Linked DNA regions of Homo sapiens: region 1 is linked to region 2. Evidence: chromatin loops called from intact Hi-C (ENCODE). Cell type or tissue: stomach. All regions are shown on one strand. Links, peaks and the distances in the headings refer to the core of each region. The heading gives the core; the rest is flanking DNA. Region 1 has its middle 49 kb from the start of FLI1. Region 2 has its middle 43 kb from the start of KCNJ1.

Region 1 (2,903 bases), core at 113-2,612, 180 kb before region 2:
GGGTCCATCGTTTCTGGGTTTTCTGTTTAGCAAATCGGCCCTGGGGCAGCCTACTGGCCCTCCTCTATAGGCCTAGACTACAGAAAAGCGACTGCTTACCTCCGACCACACCAGGAGGCACCGCCCAGTGGCCAGGCACTCTGACTGCAATGTCCAATCCCTCCACCACTCAACCACAGGGGAAAGTGTGTCATTCTCAGAGTCCTCTAGGCCACATCTAAGCTGCTGCGCTTTCCTTTCCCTCTCTCCCCACCTGTTTCCATGAATTAGAAGCCACTGAAATGTAAAAGCAAATAAATAACAAAGCTTAGCAGGGACTAAGAAGCTGAGAGGGCCACTGAATGTCCCAGCACTCCGCCTTCCTGCCCATCTGAGAGGCCGCAGGCAGCCAGGGAATCTCACTCCTGGGGCGCCAAAAGCAACAGGAGCCACTGACCAGAATTCCGTTTGCTTTTTCCCCTCCTCTTCTCTCTGGATGATTTTTCCATTCCCTCCTTGCCAGGGCTGCTCTGGAGGACCCAAGAGAAGCCAGGCCAGCTTGCTAACTCAGGAAAATGGCACATGTGGGCCATTTTCCACATGCTTCATGTGGGCTTAAGAAAGGCCAGCCGGGGTTCTCTTGTAAGAAGTCTGATTTTTTTAAGGGAAGTGATAAAAAGAGACACAGATTAGTCCCTGCACCCCCTCCCATGTTCCCTTCTTGGCCCCTAGCACTGACCACTGGACAGGGAGATTCTGTAAGCCTCCTTTTCTTCCCATTGTCTTACAAAGGATGAATCCCAAGGAGGCAAAGATGGGTCCCAGCAGTCCATGCAGAAGGGAGGCTTCTGCAGATCGCACTTAATTTAATTATTGTCAAAAGCCTAGCAGGAAAAACCAAGGAAATAAAACCTGAATTACTGGATTTTGGTTTTAATTACTGTGGTGAATATGTCTCTTCTATTTGTCATATTTTCACTTTGTTTGATCTCTGTGTTGACACAGTCACAGTCTGGAATGAGGGGATTCTCAACAAGCTTCCCATTCTCTCAAAATGCCCACTTAAAAGGAAGTCCAGAACTCCCTTAGGACTTGCTTACCTCCTCAGTACTCTTGGCTTTCACATCCTCCTTTTCATTTCTTCATCCTTCAATTTTATGACATGCATTTAGGAGAAAACTATGAGTACTTTTGATCTGATTTCCACACAATGGAGATGTTTTCTGAGTTTCATCCTGGGCTTTCTGCTTTAACCCCTTCAATGGCTCCCTGCCCTAGAGCAGTGGCTGGACCCCTAAGCGCTGCACACAGAGGCCTTATGCCATTTCTCTAGCACACGCAGGCGAGCTACTTTCCCTTCCTGGCCTATACCATGCTGTCATCCAGCTTTGGCTGGAATACCTGGCCCACCATGTTCACCTGAAAAATCTTGATTCGCCCTTTAAACTCTGCCCAAATGTCCTGTGAAACTGTCACCAGGAAGGGTTTGATGTGTCTCTAACTCTCATGACGCTTTTTACTGTACATTGTGATTCTGTTTGTTCAGTCCTTCCCACTGCATGGAGCTCTTTCTGGGCAAGATTCATACAAGTTCATCTGCGAATGCTCAGAATGTAGAAATAGCATTGCTTGGCTGTGATAGGCACTCACACTCCTTCTTGTTAAATAAATAGACGAATGGATGGAGAGAGAGAGAGAGAGGAGAGAGAGAAAGAGAAAAAAGGAAGGAGGGAGGGAAAGGAAGGGAGAGAACTGGAGTTCTGATGCACAACTTTCTTTATATAAGATTATAAAGGTCACCTTTCTGTACCTACCACCTCTTTGCTGATGTCTTTTGTTCCATTTCCAGATGTTCAAAGCTCACGTCAAAAGAAAACCTCCACTGTCAGTACTCCATCCGCCTCCATCCCTCAGATAATATTCCTCTTTTCTTCAAATCCCTTAGATCCTATAAAAATTACAGGTCCTAGGTCTCATGCCTTCATGACTCTTGAAGGGAGAGGGTGTGAGGGGGATGGCAGAGAAGCTAATTCACACTGTAGTACTGCTGAGTATTACTTATCCCCTCTCATTTAACATTTGAAATTTCAGCAAAGTTTTTATTGCCTTAACCCTAATGAGTGAGAGTTATAAGATGTGGATTCCTCTGCCAGGGGATATATTTTGCAGGGCGAAAGGGAGATTCTGGACCTCTTTAATTACCCATGGATTTTATACTGTTTGTATAATCACACCAAATAACTGCTTTATCCAAAGCTAAAGTAGACCCATGAGGGTCGCTGCCTAATACAGGCCCTTAAAGTCTCCGAAATCTTTATTTGGAATCTACAGAGGAAGTCTGGGGATATGGGGCAAGTGGGGAATGGAGCAGAGAGATAAGGAAAAAGAAGGAAGGAAGCAAGAAAAGAAAGGGGGGAAAAGAAATCCTTTGGGAGTGTTCAGTGCAATTTGTCTCCTCTCTCGCACATGCTTAATCCATGAGCCGAAAGTCTTTACAGGATCTGTCAGTGCTCATGGAAACAGGAAACTTGCAAGGAAGTCTCTAAAGAGGAAGATATGTTTCAGAAGATAAATTAACACTCTGTAAGCCCAGAGATGGTCCTTGGTTGGGCATGAGCTAAGACAAAAGGAACACTAAAGGATTCTCAGAACATAGAGCATGGCGGACCAACAGGAATGGGCACTCTGGAGGCTGTGGTTGCTCCTGCTGCCACAAAGAGGAACACCGAGACAATTGTCTAGATGAATAAGTCCCCCACCCCACCCTGACTGCTATTTCTTTAAATACCTCACATTTCAGGCAGACAATAGCTCATGTCATTATAACCTAAATGAATCTCAACTCCTCACTTCCCTCTATAAGCGTAGAGTCTCTATCACAGTTTTCACTCCACTCTGCTACGAAATAATCTCTGACTACCCAA
Region 2 (2,903 bases), core at 162-2,661:
GCCTCAATCTCTCCGTATTTCCCAGTTAAAATGTTTGAGCGGGAAGATCTGGTTTGCCTAGAGAGTTACTGCCAGTGAGGTACCCTAATGGGCCAGCCTAGGCCACCCCTATGGCCAAAATCAGGACAGCACCGAGTGAGAGGCCACCTAGGACAGCATCTCCCCAGAGTGGCCCCACTGTCCAGGACTTACAGGTATCCATGCTTCACCCAGAAATCTTATGTTATGGAAAGTCAGCCAATGTCATCTTAGAGAAGGATGCTACATCGCCACTGGGCCTAGGCTGAAAGGCGGCCTTTAGGAACTAACACCAAGTACTATCGATTTTCATTTAACCCTCGTAACAGCCCAATGAGGTGGGTATTGCCCATCCCAGTTCATAGTTGAGGATTCCGAGGTTCTGAAAGGACACTAGCAGGTGGACTTGGAACCTGGCCTGCCGGCTCCACCCCTGAGATGTTTGGCACTAGCAGCACCTTCTGACTCTTGGCCTTTTCTGCCTGCTCCACGGGAGACAGACGACCCCGGCAGAGAGCTGCCTCCACCACAGAGCTGAAGCACAAAGCCCTTCACAGTTTCCAAGGCCTTTCTTTCCTGTAACATTCGTCACTGCCCATCGTACCCACTGGCTTAATGTCTGTCTCTCTCCACTGGAAGGAGGCTCCACGAGGGCACCGCTCTGGTTTTCTTCCCTGGTGATCCCAGCACCTAGAAGGACGCCCGCCCGCTGCCTGTGCTCAGATACATTCTCAAATGAACAGCTCTCCTGTGACAAGGACACGTTCGGTCCCCACTTTACAAGTAAGGGACACGGCCTCTCAGCAACTCCGGGACTGGAGGGCTAGGGCAGTCTGGGATGCCTCATCCTGCAATGGAGTCCGCCTATGACAACGTAGAAGCTCTCTGGGAGGAAAAGGGAAGCGGTTTGGGAGTTTCTAGAAGTCTACCTCTGCAGCAACATTTGGCCAACCAAAGAAAGGTTTTCGATTTGTTTTATTTTGAGAAAGGTTCCTGGAAGACCCCCCCACCCCACCCAGGGTGGAGACGTCCACCTGGCAGCGCCTCGGCCCAGCTCCGGCCTGACCACCCAGGTTCATCTCCCCCTGCCCGCCGCCTCCCACCCCCCGCCAGGCCCCTCCTCCAGCCGTCTGTGAATCCAGCCCATTTAAAATTCCCTTTGAAAAGATCTCTGTTTGGGTGAGTTCCGTGGGCTCTGCCCAGAGAGGGCAGATTATCTGAAAATAGGTGTTATTGATTACAACCAAGTGGTCTTTGTGGAAAGGGTTCCACTTGAACCAAAATAAATATTTGCCATTACAAAGAACAAGCCGGTCCCTGTTGCGGGCGGGGGCGTCCTCGGCCCTCTCTGGCCCCCTCGGCCCAGGAGCTACGCGAGCTCGGATTGTGTTTCCCCGGCGAGGACAGGGACGCGCGCGGGCGGGGAGCAGGGGCCCGGTGGCTCCGACGCCGGAGGCTTGCGGCCCAGGGCCGGCTGCAGGCTTGAAGCCTGCTCGGAGCTTGGGATTGTATTTTCTTTGGCTTTCTGGCGCGCTCCTTATTATTTATTTCTTTTCCCTCTGTTTTATTTTTATTTTCAAGCTGCCGGCCAGGCTGGATGCCGTCCATTCACCCCGCTGCCTTGGAGCGCTGCGCGCAGACAGCCGGAGCCGGCTCGGGCTCAGCCCTGGGGGTGGGGGGCAGCCGAGGGCGCGGGGGGCGGGGTACGCGGGTAGCAGCTCAAGGGTGAGGGGCAGCCGAGAGCGCGCGGGGCGGGGTACTCCGGGAGCAGCTCCGGGTGGGGGGCAGCCTTGGGCACAGGGAGGTGGGGGGAACTCAGGGGGCAGCTCCGGGTGGGGGGTGGCCGAGGGCGTTGGGGGCCGGGGGATACAGGGGACAGCTCGGGAGCAGCCGGGTGGGGGTGGCCGAGGGCGCGGGGAGCAGCTTGGGGGTTGGGGGCAGCCTTGGGCGAGGGAATGTTGGGGGACGCAGGGGGCAGCTCGGGTGGGGGTGGCCGAGGGTGCTGGGAGCCACAGGGGGCCGAGGGCTGGGGAGAACAGGGGCACCGCGGGGTTGGAGGGAGGACGCCAGGCTGTGTGCCTGCCTGGCTGGGGCGACAGGAATCCATCTTGGCAGTGGGTGCCTCCGCGGTCCAGGGATCTCGTGACCCGGCAGTAACAATTTGGTTTTCCTGAAAAGATGATGGTAATTCGGTGTAAGACCTGGGGGTAGGAGGCAGCTGAAACTTGGACCCCCACTGGAGTCCCCTTCTTCCATTCTTTTCTCCCTGCTTTGTGCCCAGGGGGAGCACAGACCTTCCCCTCGAGGGTGCTCGTGGGCGGCATCCCGCGGGAGCCGGAGCCTCTGAGAGGTCTCCTCCTGCCCCTGGAGATCCCACCCTCACCTCTCTGGAGCCACTGGTGGATGGCGGAGTGGCGGGGTGGGGGATCTATGGAGAGAGTGGGATCCCCTTCTCTGTTAGTGTGGAGACTAGAGGCTTTGGGGAGCCACCGTGCCCCCGCCCCCAGCCAGAGTGGATTGTCCAGGGCCCGGTGTGGAGGGCTAGAGGCTGAGAAGGAGGGAGCAGGAAGGCCTAATTCCGGTGGCTCTAGAAGGCAGACAGGAAAAGCTGGGGTCAGAAAGAAGGGAGAGGGGGAAACAAAGAATGTGGAGTAAACCGTTCCTGCCAAGTGCGGATCACCGGAGAGCTGAGCAGCTGGGCTGATGGAGTGGGAGAGGGATGGACAAAGAACTACAGCTACCAGGACCTTGTGTCATACACAGGACCCGGCTTCCCCCGCTGGGCTACAAATCACAAACTCCTTCCTAACCCCAGCTTCCTCTTACATGGCTGAAGAAGGCATTCCTGGTGTTTTTGGCTTTCTGGCGCGTTCCTTATTATTTAT

The links. Hi-C counts contacts between places; a loop is a spot of excess contacts. Peaks named below come from ENCODE experiments on the same cell type or tissue, not always from the same donor. Only the 100,000 strongest peaks of a DNase experiment are listed, where the experiment ranks them.
Region 1: it touches region 2 in a loop (2.4-fold over the local background); 75 of 110 quality-filtered maps call a loop at or near these places.

What each region holds. Positions count from the first base shown.
Region 1 is chr11:128,643,682-128,646,584 of GRCh38, forward strand. No RefSeq gene overlaps it. Among named protein-coding and RNA genes, the nearest start is that of FLI1, 49 kb to the right of the region's middle. In stomach, for the core only: no CTCF peak of the experiment used is centred there; no DNase peak of the experiment used is centred there.
Region 2 is chr11:128,822,861-128,825,763 of GRCh38, forward strand. No RefSeq gene overlaps it. Among named protein-coding and RNA genes, the nearest start is that of KCNJ1, 43 kb to the right of the region's middle. In stomach, for the core only: no CTCF peak of the experiment used is centred there; a DNase peak (open chromatin) is centred at 1,571; H3K4me3 peaks cover 651 bases; H3K27ac peaks cover 805 bases; H3K27me3 peaks cover 2,500 bases.